2 separate regions of the Mus musculus genome follow, and region 2 is linked to region 1. A link is a loop called in an ENCODE intact Hi-C map of the cell type or tissue named here. Cell type or tissue: heart. All regions are shown on one strand. Links, peaks and the distances in the headings refer to the core of each region. The heading gives the core; the rest is flanking DNA. Region 1 holds the start of Cfap52 (cilia and flagella associated protein 52). Region 2 overlaps Usp43 (ubiquitin specific peptidase 43).

The links. A loop is a pair of places that touch in the nucleus more often than their neighbours do. Peaks named below come from ENCODE experiments on the same cell type or tissue, not always from the same donor. Only the 100,000 strongest peaks of a DNase experiment are listed, where the experiment ranks them.
Region 2: a loop joins it to region 1, with 4 times the contacts of the local background. A loop is called at or near these places in 5 of 42 quality-filtered maps.

What each region holds. Positions count from the first base shown.
Region 1 is chr11:67,957,094-67,968,921 of GRCm38, reverse strand. Cfap52 (cilia and flagella associated protein 52) reads left to right here and starts at 3,280. Exons shown (of 14, transcript NM_027963.2): 1 at 3,280-3,400. The coding sequence starts at 3,331. It overlaps Stx8 (syntaxin 8), which reads right to left and starts at 2,464. Exons shown (of 8, transcript NM_018768.3): 1 at 2,405-2,464. The coding sequence starts at 2,421. In heart, for the core only: CTCF peaks have their summits at 4,614 (motif pointing right) and 5,836 (motif pointing right); DNase peaks (open chromatin) are centred at 2,471 and 3,261; H3K4me3 peaks cover 2,317 bases; H3K27ac peaks cover 1,082 bases.
Region 2 is chr11:67,891,945-67,903,772 of GRCm38, reverse strand. Usp43 (ubiquitin specific peptidase 43) reads left to right here. Exons shown (of 15, transcript NM_173754.4): 4 at 4,797-4,889; 5 at 6,417-6,552; 6 at 10,625-10,760. Among named protein-coding and RNA genes, the nearest start is that of Usp43, 24 kb to the left of the region's middle. In heart, for the core only: CTCF peaks have their summits at 6,092 and 6,291 (motif pointing left); a DNase peak (open chromatin) is centred at 6,592.

The DNA of each region.
Region 1 (11,828 bases), core at 1,293-9,292:
AAGAAGTGGGAACTCATGTGCTCAAGTGAATGATGTATTCTCTAGGACTGCCCATTGCAAAATATTGAAAACTTCTGTTTGCCCTGATGTCCCAGCTTTACCCATAAGAAAATAACTAGCTTATGTCTCTAAAATATTCCAGCACTGGAAGTAGTAGCTTATAACCTCAGCTACTTGAGGCTGAGACAAGGGACTTGTAACTTCAACGTTAGTCAGCTAGAAGCTGCCTGGGTAAAACTTAGAGATCAGTCTCCAACTTTAAAGAAAAGGGGCTGGGCGTTACTAAGGGCACAGATGGATGGGGAAGCATTTGTCTATAGCTTGCGCAATGCACTAGGCTCAGCCACTGAAGTGTCTAGCTTGGGCTGGGGATGCGGCTCCAGGTCCTATACAGAGAACTTTGTGTTGTGAACTCCACAAGCACTTCAGAGGCTGTGGCAACCCCTAAGCCTAGATTCATGTATACAGCCATATGAATCATTCAGTATAATCTGGTATAGGTGTGCATGAAAAAGAGCAGGTGTTTAAAAAAAAAAACATCAGAATAATAAAAAAATAAGTCCTAGCCCCAGCTTCCCCACACTTTACTTACTGCCTCCATGCAATAAGTAAATAATCTATGAAGACAGGAGCTTCAGTCCAGCTCTGTGACGGCACATCAAACATGTAAAACCCCGTAACTAAATCCTGTTGCTTAGGAACGGGACCTAACTTAAGTGCCTCTAGAGCTGGGGAAAGGAGAGATGACTGATGAGAGAGGCACTCGTACGGGCTGGGCCACAAGAGGACAATTTGGGCCGACTCTAAACAAGACTAAAGCAGATTTCCCTATGGGAAGGAGGAGCCGAGTCTAAGCACTGTGGAAGGCACATGGCATAAGCAAAGATGAAAGAAGAAAGCATGCCTGGCACGTTCTGCCACGCGGTGGTCCTGGGAGGAAGGTATAGTGCAAGCAGGACAGATGAGCAGAAGTCAATTCTCTGCACAGCGTGGCACGGGGGTCTAATGAGATCAGACTTACGGGAGAATTTTACCCAAGACACTGAAGCATTTCAACTCTTTTACTGTTAGTCTTAACTGTTTGACTCAGCGGCTTTCTCGTTTGCCAGCTGAAAGCTTTCTGGTCTTGCTGGGGACCAAACCCAGGGTGTCTTGCGTGTGCTAAACAATCGTTCTACAACCGGGCTAAAATTTGAAATAAGTTATGTACACTCAGATGATGCACTGATACACATTAAAAATCATGTTTTTAAGACTACCTTTTAAGGACATGGAGAAATGCTCCCTCCCTGCTTTGTAAAATACAAGCAGGATATAGATCCAAACAATAAATGCATTGGAAAAAAAGGTGAGCACTGATTGCTTCCGAGGGATAGGGGTGCTTTTTACTCCCTTCAGATACTCAGCAGTCTCTCAATTTTCTACCAGGGGTGTATACAATAGTTAAAACTTTAGGACAAAATTCAGCACTTGGCTGGGCTTGGTAGCAGAGCCACCATTTTGGAGACTGAAGCAAAAGGGTCAGGGATTCAAGATCAACTTGGGCTCCCCGAGACACTGAAAAACAAACCAACAACAAACAATTCAGCAACTGGCCCAAATAGCCTAGATCCCAGATAACTCTAATTCTGACCTTGGGATCCACTCTCTTAATATTCAAATTTATCTGCCATCAAACAACTACAAATTGTACCGGAAACACCACCATAAGGCATATTCTCCAACACAAACTTTATAGGAATGCAGTGTTATAAATTATTCATCAGGAAGGTCAGGACTTTATAGCAATTTGTTCCTTGTACAAAGATGTTTTTCATCATTCTCTCCTTGGGGTCTCTTTGCTGAATAAATGGACCTTATCAGGCACTTCCTACTTCGTGCTGACATAAGTCTTCATGCTACTGATGCAGGAAAAGTGCAAAATTTCCCCTCCCAATGTCCTACAAGTTTTCTGTGAAAAGCCCATAGCACCCGTGCCCAACTAGCTACTAACTGGTGACCATGGAGTGTGAACTTCAGTTTATAACCTTTCTGGGGATTACTGGGTGAAGGGATACCCCACCAAAAGGTTATTTTGACCTCACTTTTACAGGAGCCTGGGGAAGTCTATGCATGCAGTCAGCCACAAGCATGATGGGCAAGAAGCCCCAGAAAAGGGGGGCAAATATTCGATTGCTCAAGTCCCAGCTCCCCCAGGTCATAGCCTACCCTAGGACCACAGAGTTAGCACCGAGTAGGCAGTACGTGGCTGAGTCCCCTCAACAGGGGGAGGATTCTCGCTGATCTTCATCCCTAAGGCCGCCAGCCTCAAGCTCAAAGATGGGCAGGGTCTCTGCCAGTCCCTGGAAGCCAGTTCCACCCCCAAGTTAATCCCCATACTCTGCTGCCATCACCGGCAACTCACCAGGGGTCCGGGGCCATGGTGCAGTCTCCGCCCGCAGCTGGGACACTTCCTGCTCGTAGCAGCTGACTACGGCGGCCCGTGCGGCTCATTCCCCGCAGTTCGGAGAGTGCGCGACCCGAGCCCAGAGTTTGCAAAGTGAAACCTGTTTTAATTGACCTCAGAACGACGTCCCCGCTACCCAGAGCGCACCCCTAAGGGAGTGGGTAGCAAGAATCTATTTTTGTTAATTCACATGAATTGCTGGACGCAAGAAAAATAGTTAAATTGTTGAGCAGAATCAAAACATTTTCCCAGGGAATGGAAACGCGTCAACCCCGGCTCTCTGTATTTTTCTTCTTAATTCAAAACAGCAAGACAAGCTGGGTGTGATAACTCAAGCCTGGAATTCCAGCACTTGGATGGCTGAGGCAGGAAATATACATACAGGCAACATATGTACCATACATGCATGAATACATACATACATACATACATACATAAAAATAGTTGCATACTGTACTAAAACGTTTTTAGTGATTTTTTTAAATTTTTCTTTTAAAAAGAAGTATCAATGCCATGTTTTTTATAGCAACCTATTCATCATAGGCAATTCTCTGTGCTCAATTATTCTGTGTTCAATTATTTTTAATAATCATCACGAGGGGCTTAATTGTATAGTTTTTAAAAAGTCACAGACCTGTACACGGGAGAGGAGGAAATTTACCTTGTGCACTTAGCGTCAACCTACCACCTACATTTCCAGAATGGATAAAATACATACTAAGGAAGTCCTCCCAACATTTGCAAGAGGGGAAATCAACTCAAACACAGTGGGCTGGGTTTCTGCTCCTGCATGAACCTAGCACGCATGCGTGCGCCAGTTACCATGACGACCAGGAGACGCTGCACCCTGGAGTTGAAGAATCAATGAGCTGAAACTCTCCAGGATGGAAGAACAAGTTTTACCCGAGCTGGATGTAGCAGAACTGGAGCTTCAGGCTGTGATCGGCTTCAATGGTGAGACCTTGAGCAACCATGATTTGATGCCTCAGGGACAGTGAGACGCTGACCTGGTAGCGCCTGAGAGGCAGTGGGAATAGCGGCAAGAGTGTGGCCAGGCACCACCCGCCCCAGGATGGTGGCAGATCTGGGCCTCATTCCTGAGCCTCAGGAACTGGCATGGGTGTAAGAGCTCAGATAAAGCTCCTCCAGAGACCAAATGAGCCTAACTCGGTAGGAGTATGAATAAGGGTCTTTCCCAAAGTAAGAACTCAAAGGTTTAAGACCAGGATAGAAGGGAAGTAGGACATTAAGGGAGAAACCTTTTTAATTCTGGAGGGGCCTTCTTGTGGTGCTCACACTTTATTTGTGACTGTCGTGGTAAATATTGAGAGAGAAATGCTGTGATTGGGGGTCGTGTTTGGCGTGTAGCGAAAAGGCAAGGAGTTAAATTTTAGGGGGAAAATTGATTTTTTAAAACGAATGTAGTGCCTGAAAGCTTTACCGTTGAAAGGATGCGGTGCGGAACGATTACAGAGTAAATAAAGGTTTAAGCGCTCCTGGCATTAACTCTTGAGTCTTCGTTGCTCTGTGCTGCTTTAATTGAAAGCCAGCGTTTTCTGTATCTGAGCCAACACTGTCTGTAGAGATGGACAAATATTACCGATAAGAAGTGATCCCTGGAGAACTGCAAAAAAATATTCTGGTGAGCCGGTCAGTGCAAAGACACACAAGATCTGTGATTGATTTTTTTTTAAGTAATTTACTTTATGTGCATTAGTATTTTGCCCTGCCATATGGATGCTGAGATTGAACCCTGGTCCTTCGGAGGAACAGCCCATGCTCTTAACCACGGAGGCATCTCTCTAGCCTGTAACTGAATTTTTGCTAACACAGTAAGGAAAGAATCTTAAAGTGTATCAAAGTTTGGGAAAAGGGTTGCTTAAAAAAAAAAACAAACAAACAAAAAAACCTGCGTGGGTGTTTTGCTCAGAGCGCATATCTGTGAACCAGTGCCCAAGGAGGCCGGAAAAGAGCATCAGATCCCCCAGGACTAGAGTTACAGACAGACGTGAGTCCCATGTGAGTGCTAGGAATGAAAGCTGGGTCCATTGGGAAAGAAGCCAGGGTTCTTAACTGCTGAGCCAACTCTCGGGCTCCTTGTTTTATTTTTAATTATGTGTATGGGGTGGAGGAATGGACATGTAAGTGCAGGTGCTCGTGAAGACCAGGAGAGGGCGCCAGATCTGGTGGCAGTGAAGTTACAGGTGGTATGTCCTAGGAAGTGAGGTCAGGTCCTCTGCAAGAGTTGTGTACACTCTTGCCTAGACTTCTCCCGAGCCCGTGGGAAAAAGTTATTTATTGAAAGAAGCCAAGAAAAGACTGATTTTTTTTATTGTGAAAAGACTCTTTTTGAATTTAAATAGTCTTTAACCAGAGGCTAAGGATTGGGGTGCAGATCATTGCAAATGGCCAGAAAAGGGGGGGGGCTGAGAAATGGAGAGTGAAGATCCAGGAAGGGGGAGGAGGCGGGGGCGGGGACTAGACTTTGAGGTCAGAGTTTAGAGTTCACATGAAATTAATCATATGCTAGGCCAACCTAATCTACATACTGAGTACTGAGTTCTAGGATGGCCAAAGCAAAAAAAAAAAAAAAAAAAAAAAAAAAAAAAAAAAAAAAAAGTTGAGAAGTTGAATGCAAAATTAGAACTCATAGTAACAGTTGTGTTATTAAACTTGAATTTGAAAACGGTGATGCATATATGTAACTGTACCAGGTATTGTACTCTGATGTGAGCTTATCAAGTAAACAAACAGAATATAATTGTGTCAGATATGGAAACATCAGGCTGTTGCTATTGAGAGTCTGGTCACATTCAACCGATTTTTCCATTATATCTAGAGCTCTTATAAGTTAAAAAAGCAACAACAACAGATCGGTCAGGGATCTGCAGGCCAGATTGGTCCCACTGTGTGTTTTGTAAATAAAGTTCCATTGGAATTCAGCCATGTCCTTTGTATTGGTGCAGTCTATGGCTATTTTCACACTACACTAGCAGAGATGACTGACTGCAACACCGGCCGTATGGCTCAGAGTCTAAAATAAACCATATGGTTTGTTTTTCTGGCTCTGTAGAAAGAGCTAAGCTCCTGAAAAACATAATGGCAATAATAACAATGTTAGTAATCATAAATATAAATGTCTATCCGTTAAAAGCCTAAAAGTGTTATTAAAACAGTGACATCACTTTTTATTTCTCAAATAAGCAAAGGCCATATATATATATATATACATATTTATATATATATATATATATATAAACATAAGAAGATAAAAGTAAGGCATTTTCTTTTTTTAAAAGACTTATTTATTTTTTATTTATTATTTATTTATTATTATTATTATATGTAAGTACACTGTAGCTATCTTCAGATGAACCAGAAGAGGGCATCAGATCTCAGTACGGGTGAGCCACCATGTGGTTGCTGGGAACTGAATTTAGGACCTTTGGAAGAGCAGTCAGCGCTCTTAACTGCTGAGCCACCTCACCAGCCTGAAAATAAGGCATTTTTCATCTGCAATTTCTAGAAGAATCAATTACACCACCTTTAGGAAAGAGTGTTGGCTTCATCAATAAAGTGGTTATGGTGCCACCATGAAGACCCTGAGTTTGGGTCTTCGGCAGTCATGTGAAAAGCTGGGCATGGTGGCATGTAACCCCAGGACTGGAGGGCCTGGGAAGGAGACAGGCAGAACCCCAGAATCAGCCTAACCAACCATTATGTCTGAGAGGCCTTATCTCAAAATATAAGGTGAAGGGCCATAGAAAAAAAATCCAACATTATCCTCAGGCCTACACAACACACACACACACACACACACACATGCACACGTGCACACACATACCACTTCTCCTCTTGAGGGAGTGAAGCACTGTTGCACTGTGAGTCTCCCAGGCATCAGGATCATGGAAGCCTGGGTCCTGTGTCACGTGGCCTGGCTTTCTCATTACCACTGCCCACTTTTCAAGTAGATTTTCTACACTTCCTATCAATGCTGTGTTCCTTTCTTGAACTTATTTGTCTGCTATATTGAGCCAGAGTTGACTCTTTTTGTTTGCAGCTAAGAATCTTAACTATAACTAAAGACATGCACACCTGTCTAAGACACTTTTCTATTGCTGTGAAGAGATACCGTGAACAAGGCAACTTATATAAGAATGCATTTAACTGGGGACTTGCTTACAGTGTCAGAGGGTGAGCCCTGAAGCTGAAAATGTGTATCTTATCCACAGGCAGTAGTGAGAGAGAGAGAGAGAGAGAGAGAGAGAGAGAGAGAGAGAGAGAGAGAGAAGAGGCTGTTCCTGGTGTGGGCTTTTGAACCTCACTACCAACCTGTAGTGACACATCTTCAACAAGGCCAACCTCCTAAATGTTCTCACACTGTCCCACTAACTAGGGACCAAGCAGTCAAACTTACGAGCCTGTGCAGGCTATTCCCATCCAAAGGACCACATTCCACTCTTTAGCCCCAATAGGCTTGGCAGCCATATCATAATGTAGATGCATCTCATGGAACTGCCAAAGTCCCCCTAGTCGTTCACAGTCTCAATACTGTTTAAAAGTCCGAAGTCTCTTCTGGGTCTCGAGGCAATCTCCTAACTGTAACTCCCAGCAAAATCAAAAGCCAATTGCATACACCAACATATGATAACACAGAATATAAATTTCCATTCCAAAACGGAGCAAAGAGTGGCATGGTGAGGAAAAAAAAACAAAGGGAGACCAAAAACCAGGAGGGCAAACCCCAATTTCTGCACACCTATATTTGCTGTCAAAGGACTCAATGGTTCCTAACCTTCCTGATGCTGTGACCCTTTAATACAGTTCTTCCCATTGCAGGGACCTCCAACCATAAAATTGTTTTGTTGCTACTTTATAATTTTTCTACTGTTATGAATTATAATGTAAATATCTGTGTTTTCCCATGTTCTTAAGTGACCCTGTGAAAGGGTCATTTGACACACCTCCCCCCAAGGTGTCTCAAGCCATAGGTTGAGAACCGCTGGCTTAGATGGCTTTTAGGATCTCCAACTCCTTCCAGCTTTGTTGACGCAACAGGATTCTCTCTCTTAAGACTCTGTCCACACCCCGTTTACAGCTCTCCTCAGTAGACAAACCATGGCTCTGGACTCTCTAACATCTTGGGGTCTCCAATGCAATCCAGGCGTCACTTTCACAGCTAGCCTCACACTGTGGCCCCTCCAGGCCACCAGGTAAGGGCACCCCTGCCACATCCCAAGCCTCAGGGGGATTTCCTTGACTGCCAGAAGATTCCAAAACCCTTTACTTCTGTATTCATCCCAACAAAGCCAGAACCAGGTGGCTAAAGCTGTTAGAAAACTGATTCCCTTCTTGCATCCATTTGCATAAGCCTTGACTTGTTGATGCTTTCCTTATGGCAAATTTCAAGATTAGCTGGGTAAGGCTTTACCTGAGGGTCTTACTCCCTCTCTTCCTTATATCATCCTGCATGAGACTTGACTCCAACATTACTCTCCCTGGTGCTCTTTCTCTCCTCAAATGTACATCTTATATTTCTTTCTGTCCCACTTTCTCCTTTTCATTAGGGATCTAAGAGTGGCCACATGACACGGTCAGTCCTAAATTGTCTTGCAATCTCCTCTGTCCGTTAACATTAAGGCAAAAAATCGTGAATTTAGCCTCGGGAAGATTCTTAGGACAAGGGCAAAAATGAAGCAATGTCCTTTTGCCAAAATATCACAAAAATAGTCTCTAGTCCATTCGCTGACACTACTCACCTCTGAAGCCTCCTGAGCTGGGCCTCCATGGTCCACACTGCACTCAGCACTACTGTCTTCCATGCTCCTCCTAGGATGGCCCATTCAGCCTACTTAGAGCAATTCATCCTCTGCCCTAAGTCAAAGTCCCCAAATCCACATTCCACTAACAAGAAGCAGGAACAGGCCTGCTACAGCAATGTCATACTCTCTGATACTAACTTCTGCCTTAGATTCTAGTGCCATGAAGAGACACCATTGCTAAGTTATTTCTCTGCTGGCAAAATGAGCCACTTCAAGCCAGATTAGAATATATTAAAGGCAGGTTTATTGGGAAGCTGCTCTTGGGCAAGTTCACTGGCCCTCAAGGATTGAGGCCAGGGGAGTCACCGTGGGGAGGGTGAGAAGGGAAAGAAAGAGAGAAAGGTTGCTCACAGAGAGAGGGAAGGAGAAGGGGAAGCAAGAGAGGGAAGATCAAAATGTCTGGATTATAGGGAGAGGAGCCTCTGGGGGATGAACAGCCCAACCCCTAGGCTGGAAAGCTCAAGGTTGGGGGCAGGGTATGCCAGCCAGCCAGGGACTGAAGGATGCTGGGAGAACCTGGAAGCCAGGTCTGCTTTGATATATAAAATATGCACCTCAGTCCCAAGGCCCCAGTCCAAAACCAAACAACCTTGACCAAGGCAACTTATAAAAGAAAGCATTTATTTAACTGGCATAGCTTCAGAAGGTGAGTCCATGACCAGCATGGTGGGAACAATGGCAGGAGGCAGGCTGGCATGACAATTTTGCAGTAGCTGAGGGCTTCTATCTTATCCACAGGCAGTAGGCAGAGAGAGAAAGAGACTGTGCCTGGCGTTAGATTTGGAAACCTTGAACCCCACCCAGTAACATCCCACCCCTGCCCTCATCGAGGCCACACCTTCTGATCCTTCCTAAACAGTTCCACCAACTGGGAACCAAGCACTCAAATCTGAGCCTATGGGAGTCATTTTTTTGTTTGTTTTTCAAGACAGGGTTTCTCTGTGTAGCCCTGGCTGTCCTGGAACTCACTCTGTAGACCAGGGTGGCCTCGAACTCAGAAATCCACCTGCCTCTGCCTCCCAAGTGCTGGGATTACAGGTGTGTGCCACCACTGCCCGGCTTATGGGAGTCATTCTAAACCAAACCACCACACACCAGACCTCAACCCCAGTACTATCTCCAAAGCAAGACCTACCCAAATACTAACTTCAACTCTAACCCCAACCTTGACCCCAACCTATCCTTAACCCCAAAATAAAAGCTTATCTGTTTTTTTAAAGATTTATTTATTTATTATATGTAAGTACACTGTAGCTGTCTTCAGACACCCCAGAAGAGAACATCAGATCCCATTACACATGGTTGTGAGCCACCATGTGGTTGCTGGGATTTGAACTCAGGACTTTCTCACCAGCCCTAAAAGCTTATCTTTTGACATGCTTACTGATTTTCAGAGTGTTTTGTTATAAAGTGCCCATTCATATTCCTTGCTCATGTTGTTGTCATTTTTGTTGTTGTTGTTGTTCTTGCTCTTTAGAAGCTCTTGGCATATTCAGCAAGAATCCCTTTTAATCTCTGTATGTTACAAATCCCTTCTGGTTTGGGCTTTTCTTTCCATTTTGCCTTTTGCAGCTAGAAATTCAGATTTAAACAGAATTGGGTAATAATCAACCTGACTTTTTTATCTTCCTGGTTAAAAAGCCATTTCCCACACCTGTGCAAACATTAGATCCTGTTTTTCACATTTAGATCTTTGATCCACCTGGAATGTGTTATTCCTGTGAAGGGTGAAGCAATGATCTTATTTTACTCTTACCATATGGGTAGCCATATGAATGTTTATAAAGAGCCCAAAATTAGGAACAAAATTATATCGCCTTAGGAGGAATAGGTGAAAAACACTAAATTTACTCTCAAAAGAACTTCCGTAAAGAAGGAGCTGGGTATGGTGGCCCACACTTTTAATTCCATCACTGGGGAGGCAGAGGCAAGTGGCTCTCAGTGGGGTTAAGGGCAGCCTGATCTACATATCAAGTTCCAGATCCTACAGAGCTACATTGTAAGACTCTTGTCTCAAAAGAGAAAGAAAGAAAGAAAGAAAGAAAGAAAGAAAGAAAGAAAGAAAGAAAGAAAGAAAGAAAGAAAGAAAGACAGACAGAAAGAAAGAAGGAAGGAAAGAAAGGAGAGAGAGAAAAAAGAAAAAGGAAGAAAGGTGTAGCCAATAAAATCTTACAATTGTCATGTGTCAAAGACTTTTTTTTAAGATTTATTTATTTATTTAATGTATGTACACTGTCGTTGTCTTCAGACACCCCAGAAGAGGGAGTCAGATCTCAGTGTGGATGGTTGTGAGCCACCACATGGTTGCTGGGATTTGAACTCCAGACCTTCGGAAGAGCAGTTAGGTGCTCTTACTGAGCCATCTCTCCAGCCCCCCAAAGACTTTCTAAAATCCGAGAAAACTATATTAATAAATATGTATGATTTTTTAAAATGGGGAACTAAAAAGCAATCAAAAACACTTTTTGGATTTTGTTGTTTTTGCTTTTTCTTTTCCTTTCCTTTCTTTTTTCTTTTTGTTTGTTTGTTTGTGTTTTTTGACACAGGTTCTCACTTTGTATCCCTGGCTATCCTAGAAATCACTATGTAGACCAAGCTAGCTTCCAACTCACAAACATCTGCCCACTTCTGTTCCCCAAATGCTGCTATTAAAAGCAAGTGCTATCAAGTTCAGCTTCAAAAAAGATTTTTTAAATACCCACTAATAAATGTAATATGAGATTTGTATAAAGAAGACATAAGTAGGGAACATAAAAAAAGAGACCTCAAAGAGAAACATACTCTCTTTTTAGAAAAGAATCATAATACAGCCTCACAAAATCAAAATAATTTAAATCATTCTGAAACTTTAATAGAATATGCCAGCTGACTTCAGAGTTTATATTGTAAGGTAAACATGAAGAATAAGCAGGGGTTGGGATGTAGCTCAGTGGTAGAGCACTTACCTGGTGTACACAAGGTCCTGGGGTTTGATCCTCAGCACATTGCAACAGAGAATAAAGAGTTAAAAAAACAGCAAACAAACAAACAAACAAACAAAAACTTCTCAGGAGCTAGAGAGATGGCTCAGTGGTTAAGAGCACTGACTGATATTCCAGAGTCCTGAGTTCAATTCCCAGAAACCATATGGTGGCTTACAACCATCTGTAATGGAATCCGATTCCCTCTTCTGGTGTGTCTGAAGACAGCGGCAGTGTACTCACATACATGAGATAAATAAATAAATAAATAAATAAATCTTTAAAAAAAACCACTTCTCTACAATGAATAAATATGCAAAGTGATGTTCTGCTACATGGGAGTCCTATGAAGTAATTCCTACAGTGAAGAGAATGATAAGAATGTTTAATGTTTTTCACATTTGTGTGTGCTATGCTGAAAATACCAAAGATCAACAGTCATAACAAGCAGGCACTGACACTGTAGTATCACTGTCTTAGGTTTTCTGTCCCAGCGATAGCGACACCATGAAGGTCACATACATCCTGATCACAATCCATCACTGAGAGAAAACAAGGCAGGAACTGGAGAAGAGCTAGAGAAGCGGGCAAGAAGCTGGA
Region 2 (11,828 bases), core at 1,852-9,851, 66 kb after region 1:
TTGGTAGCTGAATAGGGTCCAATGGATAGGAACATACTCCACAAAGATGACTGTTACTTCCAAGCTGGGACCGAGCACAGAGGTCAAGAATTAAGGGAAGCCGTTGGATGCAGAAAGCCTCTCTCACGTGAGATGTCCACATAGGTATGTTTCTAACATCGGGTTTAGATTCCACCTTTTAAAGGCTGGAGCAAAACCAAAGTTGAATATGTGAATGGTATGCCGACTTGACATGTGTCTATAACGCACAGTGTCATGTTCAATATATACGTATCCTCCAATGTTCATCATTAGTGCATGGGAAAATCTTACACAATCCTCTCTTGTAGCTTTTTATTTAATGCAGACCATTCAGCTATCTCTAATCACTCTGCCTGTGTGATTGTGTTGCTGCCTGTGGGTTAGTGCCCATTAGTCAGCATCTCCCTATCTGCCATCCCTTCTCCCTGGCCTCTGGTAACTGCCATTCTTTTTGTTTTGTTTTGTTTTTTCGAGACAGGGTTTCTCTGTGTAGCCCTGGCTGTCCTGGAACTCACTCTGTAGACCGGTCTGGCCTTGAACTCAGAAATCCGCCTGCCTCTGCCTCCCAAGTGCTGGGATTCAAGGCGTGCGCCACCATGCCCAGCGGTAACTGCCATTCTACTCTCAACTTCCCTGAGAGAGTTTTAGAGTCAATGTGTAATATTTACATAGGATTTGATAACACATTTTATGTTTTATATTGTTTGTGAAAATATTTGTGCTTATGTTCCACATGAAATATATGTGCTTTCATATATAAGGTAATATGTAATTATATATTGGTAGTAAAATATGTTGAATAGTATAAATGGTATACATTATATTTATATAATTTACTACTACTGCTTTTTGAGAAGTTGAGGATTTTACCCAGAATTTCATACATGCTAGGCAAGTGTCCTACCACTGAGTGACGTTAATAATAAATATTGAATTTATTTATATAACTTAAATATATGTATACTTAACATGTGCTTAAGTATATTTTAATAATAATCTGTGTGTGTTTGTGGGTACTTGTACATGGCTACACGTGTGTGCAGAAGTCAACTTTGGTGGTGTTCCTTGGTTTTCATTGGTTTGGTTCGTTTTGTTTTGTTTGATTTTTAGATAGAATCTGTCATTGGTCTGGGACTTGCTAGTTAGGCTAGGCCACTGGCCAGTGAGTCCCAGAATCTACCTTCTCAATGGTGAGTTTACAAAAGCACTGGGGCTTCTTGCAGGGACTCACAGTAAGTGCATGAGAAGCTCGGCCCTCAGCAGATTCTGTGAAGTCTGAGCCATGCATTGGCTAACTCCCCTCTGTGGCTTTTCTATCCCATGTTTATTTGTGATTGTCTGTGATCCGTTTGGTTGCCCTGAGCCAGGCTTTCTTGTTTCTTCAAATGGGTTCCAATGTCTGTCCTTGTGGGTGTTGCCGTGAGCCAAAACCCACCATTTCCAGCAGAACTGCTCTCTGGTCTTGGCGACTGTTCCTTTTTCCTCTGCTCTGCTGTGTTTCCCCGGAGCTCTTAGTGAGTTTCTTTTCTTAATTACTTCCCTTCAAGCAGGTGATACTTAGTCTTTTAGAATTTCCCAACTTCCAGTCCCATATTTTCATCCTTTCTTTGCATTTGAGCAGCAGGGGTTGACATAAAACTTCTCTGTTTAAGGATTTGCATTATTGTCAGCGATTTCTGAGGGAATGAATAAGCAGGCACCGCCATCTTTGAGAATGATAGTTTAGGGGGCCCATGTAGTGTCTGAATGCCTTGGAGCTACCTTCTAGGGGAGCAGGAAAAGGCCTGGAGAGGGGCCCACCCTCTCTTTCAGGGAGGGAGGACCATGAGGAAGCGGCTGGAGCTACTGTGGAGTGTGCACCTTCTCTTCGGTTGCTGGGAGTACTGGGTAGTCCAGAGCTCTCCAGAATGAGCCTAAACTCTGTATGGATATTGTGAGCTGCCATGTGAGGGCTGGGAATTGAACTGGGGTCTTCTGGAAGAGAAAAATATTCTTAATCATTGAGTCATCTTTCCATCCCCAATCTTAAATTCTGTCCAGGTGTGTGTATAGGGTGTGATGACAGACACTCCTCCCATCCTTCCCTGCTCCAAATATCTTGAATAATAAGAGGGGACCTAAGGACCTGAGAGGTGGGAGACTTGGCATTAGATGATGAAATCTGGAAGCCCTCTTTTCAGGTGGACATTTGAGCAAAGAGGGGAGTGACAAGAAGTCTGCCAGTCAAATCACTGGGACTAGGTATTCCAGGTGTGGGAGTCGCAGAGACAAGGTGCCTAAGGAGGCAATGATCTATGTGAATTCAAGTGTTGGGAGAGCAAGTTTAAGGAATAGAAAGAACTAGTCACAATGGTGAAGGCCTGTCGTCCCAGCACTTGAGAGGCTGAGAGATAGGGATTGCTGAGTTTGAAGTCATCTAGGACTACATAGTTAAACAGGCCAGCCTAGGTTACAGAAAAACTCTCAAAACCAGACAAACAGAAAACAAGCTAGAAGCAGGTCAAGATTGGTCAGTGGCAAGGGCACAGGGGGAGCTTTATTATCTAAGCATTATTGGTGGGTGGTTTGTTTGTTTGTTTGTTTGTTTTTGTTTTGTTGTTTTGGTTTGGTTTTTGTATTTTAAATTGAAGGTACTTTGAAGTGTATGCTAGGTTCCTGACTTTAAGTGGGATGGATGGGTCTTCAGGGCTGGGCTTCTCAGGAAGTGATATTTGAGTTGGTCAAATGTTAAGGATCTATAGTGCCCTTCCAGTAGATTTCTCATCTATAAGAGCACAAGAGGTGTTTGTGGTGGTGACAGCAGAGAATACCACTTTGAGCCAGAGAGCCTGTCATATAGAGAAAGTGTCCTCCGGGAGCCTGTGCAAGCAAGGGCTTTTGAGGTACGAGACATGATTTTCTGCAGTGGGATGGATGGGGCAGCTCCAAGATGATGTACTGAGTGGTCATAATTTGTCTATTCCATGGAGGAGTATGGATGTTGTCTGTCTCCTTTATGAAACTGGGGGTGATGGGTAATTGTGGGTTCTTTGTCTTCTATCTCCTTTTCAGTTCCCACTTCTCCTGAGGTACTGAGGACTAAACCCAGGACCTCCATCTACAAATGCCATGGCCAGTGAAGGCTGTAGGGCACACTGTCATTTATCAAAACACTACATTGATTCTCTGGGATGTGTTAAACAGAAAAGGCGCGGGGGTATGGTGTATTGTAGACAGTGGACCTAGTATCTCTGAAGCCCTGTGCTCCAACACTACCACCAACACAGCAGACAAGGAAACAGACTACTGGGGACAGTTTTCTAAATAGCTACCAACCTTCTAGAAACTTCTATCCACTTAGATAACTTGTATCCCTATTGTAACCATTAAGTAACTTGTATCCCTATTGTAACCATTAGGTAACTTGTATCCCTATTGTAACCATTAGGTAACTTGTATCCCTATTGTAACCATTAGGTAAGTTGTATCCCTATTGTAACCATTAGGTAAGTTGTATCCCTATAGTAACCATTAGGTAACTTGTATCCCTATTGTAACCATTAGGTAACTTGTATCACCAGGATCTGGCAAAGAGCAGACACCTCAGGTGAATCTATATATAGGTTCACCTTCTTGCTATGTTGTTGTTGTTGTTGTTACTGTTGTTATCTTTGAAATAGTATCTTGCTATATAGCCTACAATAATGGCCTGGAACTTTCCACCCTTCTACCTTAGCCTCTTGAGTGCTAGAATTACAGTTATGAAATACCACATCTGACTCTTGGAAAGTTTTTATACTTAAGATGCCAGAGTCCCTCCCCTATGTCATTGATATGTAATGTATGTCAGGAAAACCTGGAAGTCTGCACCTTTAAAAATCCATCTGTGGACTAGGCTAGTGAGATGGCTCAGAGGGTAAAGGCACTTGTTGCCAAACCTGATAACCTAAGTTCTATGCCAGAATCCACATGGTGGAAGGAAAAGACCGACTCCCAGAGACTGTTCTGACTCGATATACATACTGTGGTACCCTTCCACTCTCCCTATCAATTAAGCAAACAAATGAATAAATAAAATAGCCATCTCAAAAAAGCGATTCATGTGTTTTGGGGGCTCAGGGAAATCTGGTACCCAGGGAATAGTCACATTCCACTTACTTTGCCCCCAGCTTCTAGAAACCACCGATTTGAAGTGCATCTCTTTGGCATTTCCTATTCTAGATAGCTCATATAAATAGAATGATACAGCCGGGCAGTGGTGGCACATGCCTTGAATCCCAGTACTTAGTAGGCAGAGGCAAGCAGATTTCTGAGTTCGAGGCCAGCCTGGTCTACAGAGTGAGTTCCAGGACAGCCAGGGCTACACAGAGAAACCCTGTCTCGAAAAAACAAAACAAAACAAAACAAAACAATAAATAAATAGAGTGATACTATAGATCTGGGCATTTCTTGGTACTTGACATATTTCCGGGGACTATGTATTTTTGTTTTTGTTTTTTTGTTTTTGTTTTTGTTTTTTTTTGTTTTGTTTTTTATGGCTGAGTTGTATTCCACAGTGTGGATGTACCACATTTTGTCTACCCCCTTATCTATTGCTGGGTACTCTGGTTGGTTCCGGCTCTGAGGCTTGTGCAGGACTGCAGCAGCATTCACACGTAAGTGATCATTGAACACCTGCTTTCAGTTCTGCATGGAACTGCTGGAAAGGAAGTGCTGTAGTAATTCTGTGGCGATGTTTGAGGGCTACCAAGCTACCTAAGTGTGATGACGGTTCATCTCTGCTCTTGCCTTCACAGGTCTTCCTTGACTTGTCCACACTGCCTAAAACAAAGCAACACCTTCGACCCTTTCCTGTGTGTGTCCCTTCCCATCCCCTTGCGCCAGACGAGGTACGTGAGTGTCCCAAGTGCTTCGACATGCCCACTGTACTTGGTCCCTCTTTCCTCTTTCCTGAGAACCTTCTCTTCCTGGAGCTGCCATTTTCACTTAGCTGTCTCTAAGACTGGTTGTACAGTCAGGTGCCACTCAGGTAATAGGCAATTAAAGAGAAAGGGGTGTGCAGTCTCCAGCTGATGAACAGGATGCTTTTGTGTGTCTGTGCTGAGTCCACGCAGTGTCCTGACTTAGATCTCTGGCCTGCTCAGGAGCTAGCACAGCCCCCACTTCAATCAGACAAGGGCTTCTGTTGCCACATGCTCTTCCCTGCCATATCTCACAGTCTTGTCCCTTCCTCATAAAGGTATGGAAAATTTTTTCTTTTCTGTCTTTCCTATTTATTATTTATTTATGGACAAAGTCTCATTCTATAGCCGATCCCTCTGCCTTAGCCTCCCAAGTGCTGTGTCTGTAGGCATGAGCTACCACACTTGATTCTAGGGAGATTATTTCATGAAGGAGGAAAGAAAGAGAAAGAAAAAAAGGCTTGTTTGGTACAGGTGAGGAAAAAAAATTGGTATTGGGGTGAGAGAGCAGTGGGTTGCAGTGTCTGAAAGCAAGGCCTGGCAGTGCAGTCTCTTTCCCAGAATCCCACCTTGCCATCAACACAACTGGCCTGGCCTGTGTTGTGGAAGGTGACTGTAGGAGCCAGTGTGGGCCTGGAGGTGGAGGTGTTTCTTCATTGTGTTCCCACCTTGTTCAGTCCTGACTCCTCCCCTTCCTAGCCACATCTGCATGCTTAGGATCTAGCAGAACACAGGACTTCTTCACAAAGCCACACATGACAGTCACACCTCCATCTGCTGAGAACTGCTGTGCTGTCTGTGTCATAAGCATGACAGTGGTCTTATACAGTAGCATGGGTTATACCACCGTTGATAGAATCAAAATGTGGGCTGTGACTGAGGAGTCTCCGTACGAAGCACAGTGGTTAAAGCAGTGACTCTGGGGCAGACTTCCCAGGTTCTAATCCCAGCTTGTGACTTGGCTACTTACTACAGCACAGCAGTCACTGTCCCTCAGGAGTGGGCTCCGGGGTCTGTGAGGGGAAGTGAAAGCAGAGACTGGAAGGGAAATTTTCATTGATGGGAAAGTGACCAGTAGGGTTGATTTCTTCTAAAATAAGCCACTTGGCTGTTTTGATTTACAAAATGCAGAGTTTTCTTTGTTTGTTTGTTTTATTTTATTTTATTTTATTCATTTGTTTTAGCTGTTTAACTGTTAACAGTCTTAGGATCAGAGGGACCGGATGGAGATCTATATAGTATAATTTCTACTCAAAATTCTCTTATGTTCAACCCCATGGAAAAGCAGTTTGGGAGATTTGACTCTCTCCTGCCACCTAGTGGCTGGGCACCTAACGTGCAGGGACCTAATTAGCAAACTGTGTCTAAGGACTGAGCCTGCCAGCCATGGACCATGGCATTGGTGACCATTCCCTTCAGTCCTTTAAGAATTTTGGCTCCCTTTCTGTTTTCCAGATTCTTGAGTGTCACTTTGGTGTTCCCCTCAAAGAGCCAGCGGTTTCTGCGTGTTGGCTTGGCCGTGCCAATCCTCAGCACAGTGGCGGCCTTGAGGAAGATGGTTGCAGAGGAAGGAGGTGTCCCTGCAGAGGAGGTGTGCTGGAACGGCTGGGGCCTGGCCATTGGATGACAGAATGCTGACTGGGCCAGCTGCCCAGGCTAATGTGTGGTTCCCAGATGACTCCAGCATGACTCACTGGCTTCTATTTGATTAGTTGTCCCTCGGTGTCTGTGGTGACCCGGCCTTGACTTCTGCATTATTACTCAGGGTGACCGCAAAGAGACACTTTGCAGTTCAGAAGGTGATGGTAATTGTGATCCAACAGCAGCTAACCAGTCATGTTTACTAAGTGTGGGCCCTGTCCCTTGATGGTTTTCTCCCTCTGTCTCCCCTCCCTCCCTTCTGACATAAGGTCTCACTATATGATTCTGGCTGGCCTGGTACCCCTATATATATATTCCAGGGTGTCCTTAAATTTCTATCCATCCTTCTGCCTCAGCCTTCCCAGTGTTGAGATATAGGCATGTGGCACAGCGCTCAGTTTATCTCGTGAGTTAATCTTGACCACTCTTATAAAGAAGATATTACAGAGATCTTCATCTTGGAAGTGAGGAAAAAGGTTCAGAGGGGTTAGTGAATTGTCCAAGGTCACACAGCAAGGAGGTGGCTAAGCTGGGATGGGAACACATGTGGCTTTATGCTTTTCCACTCCTGAGAATATCGGCGGGGTACCGGAGGGATGCTTAGTGAGATGCAGATATTGAAGGTTTGTGATAGGAGAGGAGATGGAGAAGGTGGGAAACTGTTCTGCTGGCTTAAGCCTGCCTCCTTTGTAGCCCAAGCTGGCTTTGACCACATGACCTTCCTGCCTTGGGCTCAGCATGTACCATCAGACCTGTCTTTGATTGATTGATTGATTGATTGATTTTTTATTTTTTATTTATTTAGACAGCATCTCATTCTGTGGCTTAGAAGGCACATACCCAAACAACCTGTCTTTGTTTCATATATGTAGTTGTTAATTACTTAATTTTTGAGACGGGACCTTCTCACTCTGTAGTTTAGACTGCTGTGGAACTGACTGTGAAGCCCAGGCTAGTCTCACACCCCTGGTAATTCTGTCCCTCAGCCTCCTGAGTGCTGGGGTTACATGTGTGAGCTGCCACATTCGGCTTCACTTTGCTTCCTAAGGAGTCCTTGTGAAGAATTAGACCCCTGTGACGTGTGGTGGGATAAAAGTGATACAGTGACAAACACCATGGCAAGATGAGAGGCCACATGAGTTTCCTAGTTGCTGTGACCAAATTTCATGGCAAAAGGCAAGGGAAGAAGGGCAGAAGGGTTCATTTTGGCTTTGAGGGCTACACTGTAGCCTGCCATTGCTGGGGGATGGGCAGGACTGAGGCAGCTGGTCCCAGGTCCGCCTACAGTCAGGGAGCAGAGAGAGATGGATGGTGCTGGTGCTCTGCTTGCCTTCTTAGCATTCCGCCCATCCCCAGGCCATGGGCGGCTGCTGCTCACATTCATGGCGAGTCTTCATCTTCAGCTAAACCTTTCTAGAAATATACCCATGGGCACTTGCAGCTGCGTTTCCACGGTGATCCTGAATGCAGTCAGTTGGCAGTAAAGACTACCATCACAGAGGGGCTCCGAGTGGGGTTCTAGCTGTGACTCGGCTGCTCTCCAGCTCTCTCTGACTTGGGCCTTGCAAGTGATTGCTCGGTCTTCTGTTTCTGTAACTATAAAATGGAAAGTTTATGTTTCTCAGGTAACCTGGTAGAACCTTTTAAAATTAAGCAAACAAAAATTATGTGTAAGTTTTTTGTTAGGTACTTTATAACACACATACAACAAAGTATACACATCTTAAGGTTGTGGCTATATCTGTATATTTGTACAATCAATCACCCTGGTTACCAAGGCTTCTGTCAATCTACTGGCCCCTCCCACCGCTGTCTGAGTAGTCGTGACCTCCATTTCTACCTGGAGGATTTTTGTGAAACTCTCACCCAGGGGAAAAATAATGCATATTTTTCTTATCATGGTGCTTGCCTTCACGCCTGATGCTCCCAGTTCATGGCAGAAGGAGGGAACTGAGTTTGGAAAGTTGTCTTCTGACTTCTAAACACATGCTGTGATTTGCACATGCCAGGCTCCTGCCCTTGTAAAATAAATGTAAAAATAAATGAACTCTTAAGTGTTCTAAGGGTGTGTGTGTGTGTGTGTGTGTGTGTGTGTGTGTGAGAGAGAGAGAGAGAGAGGGTGGTGGTGGTGGTGGTGGTGATGGGAAGAGCACAATTGGGAGCCATGACAATAATGGAAGACAGAAAGGGCCACTCTGATGGAGGCAGAGGTTGAGTAGCCACAGGACTGTCAGGAATGCAGAATGTCCGATGCATTTGTGAGGAGTGTGGCACTCACGTGGTGTCAGGACAGAGACAGTCTGATTGGAACTGAACATCATCCTTGATGTTTTGATTTCTTTTTTTTAGATTTATTTTTATTTATATGAGTACACTGTAGCTGTCTTCAGACACACCAGAAGAGGGCATCAGACCCCATTGCAGATGGTTGTGAGCCACCATGTGGTTGCTGGGAAGTGAACTCAGGATCTCTGGAAGAGCAGTCGGTGCTCTTCACCGCTGAGCTGTCTCTCCAGCCCGATGTTTTGATTTCTTTGATTGACATGTTTGTCTATGGTAATGGAAGCATCTGGGTGTATTTATTTTATGTCTCCTGTCTTGGGATACATATATTAATTTATTTTAATTTTTACTAAAAGCTGGTGGGAAAAATGAGTAAAGTCTAATGTTAAATCTTCTCAAAGCAACACAGAGATCTTGGTTCGGTGCTTCAGTTTTCTTGCATCTTTTTGATTTAGATATTACTACAGATAGTAGCCAGGTGTTGATGGCTCATGCCTATATTCCAGCATCTGAGAGGCTGAGGCAGGTGGATTCCTGCAGATTCCAGGCCAGGCCAGCCAGGGATATGTAGGTGAGAACTTACCTCAACCTTGACCCTGACCCTCTCACAAAACGTTGTTGTAGATAGTTAATAGTAGTTCTTATTGTTCCAGACTATAATACCCACACGCCCACACTTGTAGTCAAACTTGGTTTCATGATGTTATGGTGAGTGGCCAGTGATGAAGTGTTAAACTTTTGTTTATATAATTAGTAATACTAATTACTACTTTCTTCGGTTCATTTCCTTTCTACAACTCAAACCTTTCTTCTGGTTCACACTGGTTTTTTGGTTTTTTTTTTGTTTGTTTGTTTTGTTTTGTTTTGTGTTTTGTTTTTTCAGAAAGGGTTTCTCTGTGTAGCCCTGGCTGTCCTGGAACTCACTCTGTAGACCAGGCTGGCCTCGAACTCAGAAATCCGCCTGCCCCTGCCTCCCGAGTGCTGGGATTAAAGGTGTGCACCACCACTGCCCGGCTGGTTTTTTTAAAGCCTGAAATGTCTCTTTTACAAGAGAACTTTCCAGCTGCGGTGCCTCAGATGGGCACTGTGAGGTCTTTATATCGAGATGCTGGATCGGTTTCCGGGAAGCCAGGTCTCTTTCCTGCCGTGTAACCATCTTGTGTCCATGAATGTGTTTTTCAGGCTTGAGGAAAATTAGTAACACCACTTTGAACCCTTCTTAATGGAATGCTGTTCATGGAGATCTGTTTTTATTTATCTAGCGTGTTTTTATCCTACTTGTGCTATGGTCGGTTAGTTAGGTGTAAAAGTTTAGATTTTTTTTTTTAATTTTTGTGTGGCTGCATTTGAAATGTCTGTGCTTAATCAAATTATTATGTTATATTTTATTATTTAAAATATGTAGACACTTGGAAGGAAAGGAGAAATAAGTTTTAAGACTGAGTTATTTATTTTTTAATTTTACTTTTATTTAGCGTATGTCTGTCTCTCTCTGTGTGTGTGTGTGTGTGTGTGTGTGTGTGTGTGTGTGTTTGTGTGTGTGTATGCATACATATGGAGTCCAGAGGATAACTTGTAGGAGTCAGTTCTCTCCTTCAATGGTGTGGGTTCCAAAGATCAAACTCAGGTCAGCAGGCTTGGCAGCAAGCTCCTTTCCCCCACTGAGCCCTCTCGCCGGCCCTGTCTTTGAATTCTTATCTAGTGGGTTCTTTTTGAGAACACAATCCTTCTCATCTCAGGTGATCTTGGTTGAACTGTATCCCAATGGATTCCAGCGGTCATTCTTTGATGAAGAGGACCTGAATACCATTGCAGAGGGTGACAATGTGTATGCTTTCCAAGTCCCTCCTTCACCTGGTCTGGGGACGCTCTCAGGTACAGTAGTGCCTTTCATAAGTTGTTTGGGACAGCATGAGTGAGCGTGTGTGTGCCTTACATAAGTTGTTTGGGACAGCATGAGTGAGCGTGTGTGGGGGGGGGGGGGACGGGAACTGGGGGTGTCTTCTCAGGGTGCTAAGGCAGAGAGGCTTTAATGCTTGCAGTCGCTACGCTCATTTCCTCTGTAACTTACCTGCAGATGTTTGATATTAAGAATCTCGGTGAGTATTAGAATTACCCAGAGGGCTACTTAAAGCAGACTTCTGGGCTCAGAGTTTCAGAGTCAGAAGGCCTGAGGAGGAGCCTGAGACTCTGCATGTCAATCATAGTCCTGGAGGTGCTGATGCTGCAGGTCCAGGAACCACATTCTGAGAATCATCGCTTAGCAGGAGGTGCTGGTGTCATCTTAGGTTCAGGACTGTTACAATTCACAGCCCCTGTCTGGAGTCAAATTCCTACCAGTAGAGCTGTAGACAGGCAAAGAGCTTAAGAGATATTAATCTCTGGCAGGTAAAAGTGGTCTTTTTTCAAAAAAGCTAATTTTCATTGTGTATCAGTGTACATTTTAGCACAGTCAGCCAGTTTAGAAGGCCGTGTTTAAAGGCCCCATTGCAGCATGCAGCAGCCCCCACTTCCTTCCAGATTCCCCTTTTGGAGTTTGTTTCCTACACCCCCTGTACTCTGAACACATGAAATGAAAGGTTTCAGAAGTACCCATTGCTAATGTGTATCTCTGTTTTGTGGTACTCTGGATCAAAGTCAGAGACTTACACAGGCTCCTCAGGCAGTTGCTCCACCTATGCCCTAGGCCCACAACTGGTGGATATTAAATAACCTTGATGATGGTAACTTGTTCCCATTCTATTTTATTACGTTTCGTTACTATTCTCCCACTGTACCTAATTTACAAATGAAAGTTGATTCATCGTCGGCCGGATAGTAGGAAAAAGCATGGTATTGTAGGTTGGATGATGTGGATGGTGACATGTCACACCTCAGGTGAATCCTGTGCTCTGAGCCCATGTCCTTAGGTAGCCCAGTCAGTGAGCTGTGGGAAGCAGATGT